Linked DNA regions of Mus musculus: region 1 is linked to region 2. A link is a contact called in ENCODE Hi-C or POLR2A ChIA-PET data. All regions are on one chromosome and are shown on one strand. Each heading gives the region's core, a stretch centred on a gene start or an enhancer-like site at or near the end of the contact. The rest is flanking DNA. Distances are from core to core; before and after follow the strand shown.

The links. Hi-C counts contacts between places; a loop is a spot of excess contacts on that map. ChIA-PET counts read pairs that join two places held with the same protein, here RNA polymerase II (POLR2A).
Region 1: a loop to region 2 is called in a map of v-Abl transformed pro-B cells, with 1.8 times the contacts of the local background. The contact joins the promoter of E030007A22Rik here to the promoter of Card19 in region 2. A Hi-C loop is called at or near these places in 2 of 37 maps with a recorded cell type or tissue (T-helper 1 cell and v-Abl transformed pro-B cells). POLR2A ChIA-PET finds 5 or more read pairs at or near these places in 1 of 5 experiments (Patski).

What each region holds. Positions count from the first base shown.
Region 1 is chr13:49,254,301-49,259,455 of GRCm38, reverse strand. It overlaps E030007A22Rik (a long non-coding RNA gene), which reads right to left and starts at 1,359. Exons shown (of 2, transcript XR_003950519.1): 1 at 292-1,359.
Region 2 is chr13:49,213,936-49,219,656 of GRCm38, reverse strand. It overlaps Card19 (caspase recruitment domain family, member 19), which reads left to right and starts at 3,631. Exons shown (of 6, transcript NM_026738.2): 1 at 3,631-3,720. The coding sequence starts at 3,714.

The DNA of each region.
Region 1 (5,155 bases), core at 110-2,609, 42 kb before region 2:
AAAACCAGGAGAGGAGGGTCCCACACAGGGAAAAACCCAGCTGCTATGTTAGCACTCAGCCCACGGACCGCCTCACCTGGCACACCATCCCCACTGTGCCCCAGCACTGGCTTCATCCCCCACAGTCCCAGGGAAGAGAGATCAGCTTCAGAGACAGCTGGCCACCAACCCTCTCTGCCACCTGTATAATCTTTGGGGTTTGGCATTAAGCACCAATTACTCCAAGACCTCTCTTGATGCCTTTTAGCAACTTGTACATGTATTGGGTGCCCAGGAAACAGAGGTGCTCACCTTTGTATTAGGTAGATCTCAGGGGTACGGCAAGGAAAAGTCTGTGCCCAACCAGGAGTCATAGAGGCTGCTGCCTGCGCAGTGATCCCATGACTAGATCGTTCAGTGGCTACCTGGAACTGCCTTCCTTGCAGAGTTCTGCACAGGCATGGGTGAGGCCAGCTGTCCATGGGTGGGGTCTAAGCCTGTCCACCCTTTTCAGTATTTCCAGACAGTCCTCCAACAGTGGATAGCTGCCAGCCCACAACTCTTCTCCCATGGTCATCCATCATTATAGGTAGAACATTCCTGGTGAGGAGAGAGAGAGAGAGAGAGAGAGAGAGAGAGAGAGAGAGAGAGAGAGAGAGAGAACCCACCCAGACCACAGGTTCCCTCTCCCAGACCGGAGCTCCACCTCTGGTTGCTGGGTGTCAGAATTCCAGAGCTACAGGTCTGGGTGAGACAGGTGGGATGCAGCCAGATCAGGGCAGACAGACTTTGAGAAAGCAGCAGCCTCCACCAACATTCTACACATTCCAGACCACTAACGCCAAGCTTCTTTAGCCTGCCCAGCCCATGAATGTCTGAGTTGGGTGCCTGCTCTCAGGTAGGAGCTCTGGCACCCTCCTGCAATCCCCAGGAAAACTACCTCTTAGCCACCAATGGTATGGTCCCACAGCAACACTGGGTCACCTCCCAACCTACCAGTTTGCTTTTGGAGCTGAAGGACCTAAACACTTCTCCCTGCTGGGCCATAGGAAGCACATACCCAGATGTTGCCTTCGGTAGGAGCATCCCCAGATGTCTCAGGATGGTACCCACCTTGTCTGCCATCTTTGTTCTCTCTGTGCTTTATTTCCCTGCTTGCCAAGCCAAGATATGCTGGCTAGGGATTGGACTCTGCCATCTTTGACCAGCTGGGGCAAGATGCAGGACAACAAGAGACTGTGCCACCAGGTGATGTGGGACAACAGGAGACTGTCCGAACAGGTCTCAGGAACATGGATCATCTCAGAGAAGAAATGGGGGCTGCACCCCTGAGTTCTGGGAAAGTGAAAGTGAAAGGTATGCTAAGAAGTAGGTGCTCTGCTCTTCATCCATTACATGGGTAGGAGTAGCAAGAACCCAGTTCCTTCAATCCCAGGGATTGGCTCAGAGTGGCCATGTGACTCAAGATGGAGGGTCCTATGACCATGAGAGGAGCAAGCTACCCAAAAGTTTAGACCTTTTTGGAACCAGAAGGAAGATGTTCTCATGGAGGCTGATTTCTGATTTCGCCTCAGGAAGAGACATCAGAACATTGATTTCCTATTAGATCAGACCTTCTACAAAGAACTGACCTGTCCCACACAGCAGCTGCCGACAGGGACCAGCAATGTCTGTTAGAATCTCTTGTCTTGCTCACATTTCCTGCATTCACAAACCAGGCTCACAGCACTCCGGTGAAATATGAGACCCTTTCTATCCTGCCAGAGCCATACCTGCCCTACAGGAAGCTCAGTTTTCAGGGCCCTGACAACCCATACAAATACAACACCCCCTTTCTTCAAGAGTCTCCAATCCAAAAGGGAGCCTGGCTTTCCCTTTCTTTATCAAAACTCAAAGATGTAAATCATTGCCCCTTTTGAAGAAAAGCAAGTCCTATCTCCAAAGGACAATAGGAAAACTACTAACAGCAGCAAAGCCCATCCATTTCTAGGGGAGACAGCTTTTCATCTCAAAGCAGCCCACCTCTTAGGGAGCAAGATGACGTGTGACACTGAGTCCTCTGTCTTCGCAGAGTCTCACTGGACGCAGCGTCTGTCTTTTCCCTCTCACAGAGGATGACCCTGCTGCTCTCTGGAACAGACTCTGCAACACAGGTTCAGGCTCAAGGAATTTATTTGGACTGCAGTCAAGGGAGGTGACAAGCAAGACAATGAGGACAAATGCTGATACAGGGTGTATTGTGTAAAGTATTGATGGTGCCCCTGATCCCTGTCATCCCAGAACCTCAGATGAGGTCATTGCTGTGATTTGTGAGGGGCTTCAGCGAGATCCAGGACACGTGGGGATACTTTGACCAAAGTGGCAAAAAGACGAAGTTTATTACAGAGCCCAAATCCTAGCATATCTCATGGGACCAGCAGGAAAAAGAGCATTTGGGACCTGTATCTTTGCTGGGGCCCACAGTGCTGCTGAGGTGAGTCTCCTGAAACACTAGCTGGGCTCACCTGAAGATGACATAGGGCTGAGGGCCAGGGGCTTGAGTTCCATTTGTGTCTTCTTTCACTTTTGAGACAAAGGAATGACTAAGGCAACTTAAAAAGAGGAAGGGTTTGCTTTGACACAGGATCTGAGGGTATGGCCTGTCAGAGCAGGGAAGTCATGGCAGCAGTGATGAATGTTGGTGCTCAGGCCACATTCTTCTTTTCATTGAGTTCAGCATCCCAGGCCTTGGGCTGGTGTTTTTCTCACTTGGGGTGGGTCTTTCCTGTTCTGAAAACTCCTGCACAGACACATTCAGAGGGGTCTCAATGGTGACTCTTTATCTAGTCAATAATAGGGACAATGGACCATCATAGCTGTCAGGGCCTCAGGGTCAGAGGCAAAAGGCTGAAGGTCTAAAGGAGGAACTGAGGAAGGATACCTCGAGAGATGCAGGTCCCACTGTATGAGCCTGAGACAGGCATGCATGAACGGCTGGGCTGTATCACAGTGAGGGTTTTCAGGATCAACAGAAACTGGGGAGACCCAGGTAGAACCATTCCCCAAAGTCTTCAGAGTGTGACCAAGCAGAAACCTCTGTTTTAGACTGGTAGCTCTAAGTTGGCAGTTGTCAATCTATCGGTCACGACGCCTTTGCAAGTCAAACGACTCGATCGGAGGGGTCACCTAAGACCATCATAAAGCACAGATGTTTACATTATGATTTCCACCTATGAGGTAGCAGCAACATAACGTTGTGATTGGGGTAACGACAGCGTGAGGCACTGCATGAGGGTCACAGAGTTAGGAAGGTTAAGAACCACTGTTCTGAGTGCAGAGAGTAAGCACCTGTGAGCCTAGGCTTGTCAAGTTTGGTACCCTGCACAGAAGGGTTACAAAAGGCTGCTGCTGATTGTGTGATAGGTACACATGTAGGGGTGGGGAAGGAAGGGGGGGTTTGTGGGGGGGAGGTTGCTGTCACAGGTGCTGGAGAGTGTGTAGGTAGCTTGGGAGTTGGATATCGTTGGAGGCTAGGAGAGTTTTGAGGGATGCTATAATGTGGAAATCGTTAACTGCCCCAAAAGTTCACTTATTGAAGGTCCAGTCCTTAGTATGATGATAGAGGTGAGACCTTTAAGAGGTAGATCATAGCAGGAGGTCCTGGGTGTCTCGGAGGTCCTTGGAAAAAAGTGTGAGATCCTAGTCAGACGTGACCTCCTCCCATGAACACACTTACTGTCAGTCTCTCTCAGAGCTGAGCTGATGCTGATGTCACATCCTTGAACCTCCAGAATAGAGAGTGGAGTGAACCTCCCTTCTTTGTGAAATTCACCTGCTTTGTGTGCTTCTTTTTTTGTTTGTTTGTTTGTTTGTTTGTTTTTTCAAGACAGGGTTTTTCTGTATAGCCCTGGCTGTCCTGCAACTCACTCTGTAGACCAGGCTGGCCTCGAACTCAGAAATTTACCTGCCTCTGCCTCCCAAGTGCTGGGATTAAAGGCGTGCCCCACCACTGCCTGGCGATTTGTGTGCTTCTTTAGAGCAAAGCAAAATGCACTAATACAAGCGCTTTAGAGAATCCTAGAGCTACGCACGGCTTTAATGTGGCTTGAACTAGAGGTTCTGCATAAGTCTCTGGTATGTGAATATTTAGTCCCCAGTTGGTGGCTGCTTGTGGAGGATTAAGAAGTGCCTTAGTTAGGGTTTCCATTGCTGTGAAGAGACACAGAAACCAAAGCAATTGTTACAAAGGACAACATTTAACTGGGGCTGGCTTATAGGTTCAGAGGTTCAGTCCATTATCACCGTGTGGGGAGCATGGCAGCATCCAGGTAGATGTGGCCCTGGAGAAGGAGCTGAGAGTTCCACTTATTGTTCCAAAAGCAAACAGGAGAATACTGACATCCTGAGGCAGCTAGAAGGAAGCTCTCTCAAAGTCCAGCCCCACAATGACACACTTCTTCCAACAAGGCAACACCTCCTAACAGTGCATCTCCTCAGGCCAAGAGGTGGTGTGGATGTAGCCTTGCTGCTGGAAGTATGGCACTTGGAGATTTCTAAAGACATTCCTATTCCCATTGTCCCTCTCCTGCTCGTGGATCAAGATGTGAGCTCTCAGTTGCTGCTGCCACTTCTGCCTTTGCACCACCATCATGGACTCAACTACAAGCCCAAGGAGACGCTTCCTTTTGTAAGTTGCCCTGGTCAGGGTGTTTTGTCACCATGACAGAACAACATGTTAGAGACTTAATGACAGTGTTAACAGTGCCGAGGTGATACCTTAAATTCTACTATTCAGGAGGCAGAGTTGAAATAAGCCCCTCCCTTTCTGCTGTGTGATTTCTTAACTACTTTTCAAAGCAAGCAGAAGGTTCCTGTCAGACCCAAGCATCTGAGTATGTTCTAGCTCCAGAACCATGAAAATGTCATCACTGTTTATAAATTACCTGGCTTGTGTTATTCTGTTATAGTAACACTAAATGGATTAAGACAAATACAAATTGCCAAAATTACTTTTGAAAGTGTTCAATATCTCTAAGCCATCAGGAAAATTAACTACTCCGAGATACCTCCTCACACTAATTAGAATGGTCATCATCAATAAATCTGACACAAATTTTGGAGAGGATTTGGAGAGAAATTAATTTTTATTCACTGCTGGTAAGGTGCTAATTAGTACATCTATGGTGTTAATCAGTTT
Region 2 (5,721 bases), core at 2,382-4,881:
GACAGGAGAGGAAAAGAAGCCAGTGAGGAAGTAGCTGCCACCATCCAGGTTAGAAATGAAACGGCGACCACAGAGGTGGGAAATGGGCTGGATATCTGGAAGAGAGAGCTAACAGATGAGGAAGGGGCACGGAAGGGGCTAGGTATAAGGAGGGGGTGGTGAAAAGTGGGGCTGGCTTCACTTTTCTGGTACAAATTACCCTAAAGAGAATGAGCGTCTCTGTGCAACTTTTAAAGTTTCTTGCTCTCATACAGCAGACTCTCCTCAAAATCACTCTTCCTGCCCCAGCTCTCCGAGTTCTGGGATCATGCTTATTTTCTGATATTTGTCATGGTTACAGAATGGGACTGCCAGGATGAGATCTTGACACTGACTCTTGCTTGACCAAACTTTAGTTGGGTTCCTAGGCTAACTACATCTCCTTGTTAAGTTTAGATTGAACAAACGCCCCCCTGTGTGAGATTACCACCCTCCCTCTATATAGGATGGAGTTCCTCCTCCACACTGTCTTCCTATGCGTCTGACCACCTTGGCCTGCCCTCAGCAAGACTACGGGAGGTCACCGTCTCAGCCTGCTTTCTCTGGCTGTAACTGTTTACCGCAGATGAGATAGCTGGTGTTCATGTCTGGGTAGCTTAGTTTACATATTGGGAGCATGGAGCCAGTGTCTTCAAGACATCTGACAAGGGTCTTTCTGCTGGACAGCTCAGTGGAGGACATAGTGAGAAGCAGTAAGCTTTCCTTCATTACAAAGCCATTCCTCATACCCCACTAATCCCCTAATCCATTAGTTCACAGATGGATGAATCCATTGGTGAGGGCAGAGCCTTAATCACCTCCTGTCAGTCTAACCTGGTCACACCTCATTTGTGGATTAAACCGAATGTGTTTGAGCCGTGAAACTCAAACCCTCACAGTTAGGCTAGCCAGAATCTCCCTTACACTTTGTGTGTTTGTGTGTGTGCATACTTGAGTGTGCACAAGATGTGGCTGGTGCGTGTAGAGACCAGAATTTGCAGTTCGGATTTTTATATGGGTACGGTGGATTTGAACTCAGTTCTTCAAGACTTGTGGAGCAGGCAGACTTATCTCCCCAGTCCCATCACTCTAGATGTTGCCTTCCTTTTTATTTTGTGATACAGTCTCATCTCTCCCAGCTAACCTTAAACAATGTAGCCAAGGAAAACTTTGAATTTCTCCTCTACCTGCCTCTGCCTCCTGAATACTTGGATCACAGGTTTGTGCTGCCATGACTAGTTTATTTGGTGTTGGAGTTCTATCTAACCCAGAGCTTCATATACGTTAGGCGAGCAAGTAAGCACTCCACCAACTAAGTCTCTCAGTTTTGTATCTGCCAGGCCTCCACACACCTATTCCTTGGCTATAAACCCCATACTGCTTTTACTATATTCAAAATAGAGCCAGGTTATCTTCTGAGCCTAGCTTTTATTCTTTCCCTTTACTACAATGGTCATAAGTACTGGTCCAACAGGCTGTGACTTCTGACCAGCTCAATTGTCTATGCCAGTGAAGGCTCCCAGCTGCTTTGCAGGAGGTGGGGTCCAACATCAGCTGGCCTTTCCACATTCAAATGTCAACAGGTCCTGCCAGCAGGCAAGCAGCAACCTGTGCCCCTTAGGGAAGAGGAGGAATACCCAGGGCCTATCCCTAGATCTGGGGTCTACCTTGCATCTCTTGTAGATCCTGGAGTGGACATTGGGTGTGTTTTGTAGCCCCGTGTGTCCCTGTAGCTGTCCTGTCTCAGACTAAGGTCTTCTCTCCCTGCAGGCTTGAGGTAGGGGGAAGGGGACTCCTATATGGTCTAGGATGTAGAATCTCTGTGAACTTGAGTGTTGTCCTTGGATCAAATGTTGCACAGACTCTGGAGTGCCAAGAAGCAGGTAGCCTGCAGTTGGGAGGCTACCTCAGACTGCTAAAGGGGGTGAGGGCCTCAGTTTCTCTCATGGGACCAAGTAAGGTCCTCAGGTTCAGAGGAAGATACAAAGGTGGAATGCTGGCCTTCCTGATGAGGAGTCTGGCAAGGGATGCCTAAAAATGCATGATTCAGGAAGTCCTCAGTCTCACCCCACTGCTAGAACACAGTGATGGGTGTGCAATAATTGGAGCCCTTCAGAATGGTCCCAATGGGGTCTGTGCAGGGTTCCTGCAAGATGTAGCCCTTGGATCTAGCCCAGACTGGCCCAGGCACACATGTAGGTCAGGTACATAGTACCTATACCCTGCTCTGGAACAAAGTCTGTCCATGCTGTCTGTCCCCTCTGCAGGCACAGATTAGTGCTGAGGACAGCTGCCTGCTGACTCTGCATTTGCCTGGCCGGTGGGGAACCTGAGCAAACCTCGCTTTCTGCAGTTTTTAGCAAGGGGCAGGAATGTATTGATCAATACCACTGGGTCCAAGAGTTTGGAGCTCTAAGTGACCTTGTAAGTCAATCTCCAGATTCCTTTCGAGCCTCTCACTCCCAAGATGAGAGGTTGCAGCACTGGGGAGGACAGAGACAGACACGGAGGGCTCAGGGACCCAGGGGGTTCCTGGACTGTCCGGGAAGTGCATCCAGACCTGGGGCCTCCATTCCTGGTCTTGGTCCTGGTCTGGTTCCAATATCTCAAGTTACAGCTCTAAAGTGTGCCAGACTAGCCGCACCAGCGGAGAAGCAAAATCTGGTGCCTGCTGCCATTGCTGGCTGTGAGGGTCCTGCCTCCCCGACCCTCGCAGATCTCCATTTCCTAGCTGGGCCTGGGCTTGGGGCCTTCCTGTGGTTGGTACCAGAGCTTGAAGAGCCAGGCCTATGTACAACAGAAGGGAAACAAGTTGGGAGGCAGAAAGATTTATCACCTGAGGCCACACATTTTACAGTTAGGAAAATTGAGGCTCGGTCAGACTACATGACTTCCTTAACTAGGCGGCAATGCCAGCCATTTGTCCTCTGTGTAAATGGGGGACTTGGTAGAACGAGGACCCACTAAGTTCTCTGTTAAGTCTCAATTCATCACTGTCCGGTCGAGGCCCTGTGGACTTCCGTTCGGTCCCTGGTTGCCAATGAACTCCCACCAGCCTTTTATGCCAGACTTGACCTCCTATGTGACCTTGGGTAATTCTCGTCTCTTTTAAGACTCGGTTTCTTCATCCAGGAGATGGGAGTGGGGTGGCCAGAGCGTAGCAGCAGAAAATTGAACTGAGAAGTTCACAATAACCTCCTAACCTCCGCAAAAAGCAGGCACAAGACCGGGAGGAGGGGCAGGGCATAGGCGAAGGGACGCCGACCCGGGTAGCTATTGGAGAGGCTGTGAATGGGGCGAGCCTTGAGCCGGGACGTGGCTTGAGTTCTCTGGTCCAGACAAGGACTTGGGTACTGAGTTTCTCCGCTAGGTCACTTATGCTAGCTGGAGCGGGACTCCCGGCGTCGCTACAGGAGAAGCTCCTCAGGGGCCGAGCTCTCTGCTGCGCGTAGTATAGAGTTAGGGAAGTTGTTTAGAGCCCGAGCCGCCCCACGGCTGACGCGTCTCCAGTGCGAAGTACAGAAAGGGGCGTGGCTAATCGGAGGGAGGGGCTTGGGGGCTAAGATGTCGTCGCTGGGCGGGACCTATAGGGAAGAGGCGGGGCTTAGGGCCAGGCCTGCGGGCGGCGGTCACCGGAGCCCTCGCGCCGGGCGGCGGACAGCCGAGGACGACGGGGCGGCGCCGTGTCCTCCGCCATGACAGGTGGGCGCGGGTCCAGGAGGGCGACGGGAGCCGTGTGACCTTGGCGTCAGCTGGCGCCGGCGACGCGGGCGTAAGAGGCGCGCGGCGGCGGGGTGTCCCGGGCTCTGCGCGACGGGCCGGGGGCGCCAGGGGTCTCGGGTGCTGAGTGGGGGGCCGTCGCGGGTCGAGGAGGAAGAGCAGCAGGTGAGCGCTCTCCCGGTGCACTGCACCGGCTGCGCCTGCGGAACGGGCGGTGTCCCGGGACGGGATGGATCTGAGAGAGGGAAATGGTGCTCCTCGCCAGTCTGCTGAGACTTTAGAGCGCCGCTTGCACACAACCCCCTTGGAGGCGGGACCGGCGCTGCAAACCTGGGTAGCTTGTAGTACCAGGGAGACGCCCGTGTTTCCCGCTCTAGATGGGTCTAGAGAATTCGGACCCAACAACTGGATCCCTCTTCTCCAGGATGGCTTGGTTGCCCCAGCCCAACCCTTTTGCTCTGGGGACTCACCCACTTTATTCCTGATCCCAGAGGGACACAGTGACATTGCTGTGCTAAGTTCTCTCGGTAAAAGATCCGATGAGAGGATGAGTCAGCGAGGGACCCCTGCTGCCTTAGAGCCTAGGGAACGTGATAGCTACCAGATGCACTTTTTTTCTGGGAGTCTCTTGTACTTCATATGGCAGAGTTCACCTGGGATAGCCCAGAGAGATGAGGTAACCCCAGAAATCCCAGGGGTCTCTAAACTGGAGTCAGCGTTGGGCATGCACAAAAATAAGACCTCATAGGTTGCAACCTGGTGACTTCTAGAACAGGTTAGAGGAGACCCCATCTTCCAGGCCCTTCTTGTTTGGAGCTGCAATTTCTGAGCATTATGTGTAGAGCCCCTAATATACACTCTTGTTCAGAATAGCCATTTGGGGGCAGAAGGAATATTCTCATGTCTGTGTAGGAATGGGAAGATAAAATCTCAGGTTGGGTAAGTGCCCCCAGACCACCCTGCTGGTCAGTGGTAGGAGCAGAATGGGAGCCTTGGCCTCAGCCTCTGGTTTCCCAGATCCTCTAGTAAGTTCATCAGGATGTGTGGGACAGATCTCGCCTGTGCTGGCCTCCAAGGGCCCATTGTAGAGACAGGATACCCATGGAAAATGAGACATCCCACCTCCAGGAGAACAGGTAGTTGTGGGGGTGGAGAACTTTTAGCTGGAAGGACACAGGCAGGCCTTGATTGTGGCAATAATACGCTTTCCTCTCTGCAGTCTACTTGCTGGCGCTTTGACACTTCTAAGCATCCCACCTTTTTCTAGTGGGAGATGGAGACTGAAAAGCAGAAGTCTGAGAGGGTTGGATGGGCAGCCCTGGGGCGACAGATCCCTTGTTCATTCTTGGCTCAGTGCCCTGGTGCACCAGCTGAGGGTCTGCCATACACATTAGTCTTTGTTGCCTCTGAGTGTGAGTGTGAGTGTGTGTGTGTGTGTGTGTGTGTGAGAGAGAGAGAGAGAGAGAGAGAGAGAGAGAAAGTGTGTGTGTTTGGTGGTGATAGATACTGAGAGTTGTGTCTTCACAGAATAGGCAGTATAGTATGGAGCGAGTGATCTAAGCCAAACCAAGTACTATGACAAGAACTTATGGGAGTGGTTCAGAGGGGAGTCGATGCTCAAGTTCTGGACCCCAGGAGAATTGTGAATTCTTGGAAGGGGGCTAAATAAACTGGGCATAAATCAATCACATCTTCCCAGCCTGCTGCATGGGTCCTGGCTCTAGTGAGCTGCAGACAGAAGGCTCTGGGACCCTAGGAGCAGAGTAAGGGCAGGTGGGACCAGCTGCTTCAGGGTCCCAAATGCCAGAGTGAGGACTTAGGTCTGGGCTGCTGAAGTTGAAGATGAGGTGACAGAGCCAAGTTTCTGGTACGAGCTGGCAGGGAGGGAAGTTACAGGGAAAGGCTCATGGATTCTGCACAGAATGATCTCTTCTTTATCTAGTAAAGGCATTCCTGGCCTTGTTTACCGGAGCCTGGTATCCA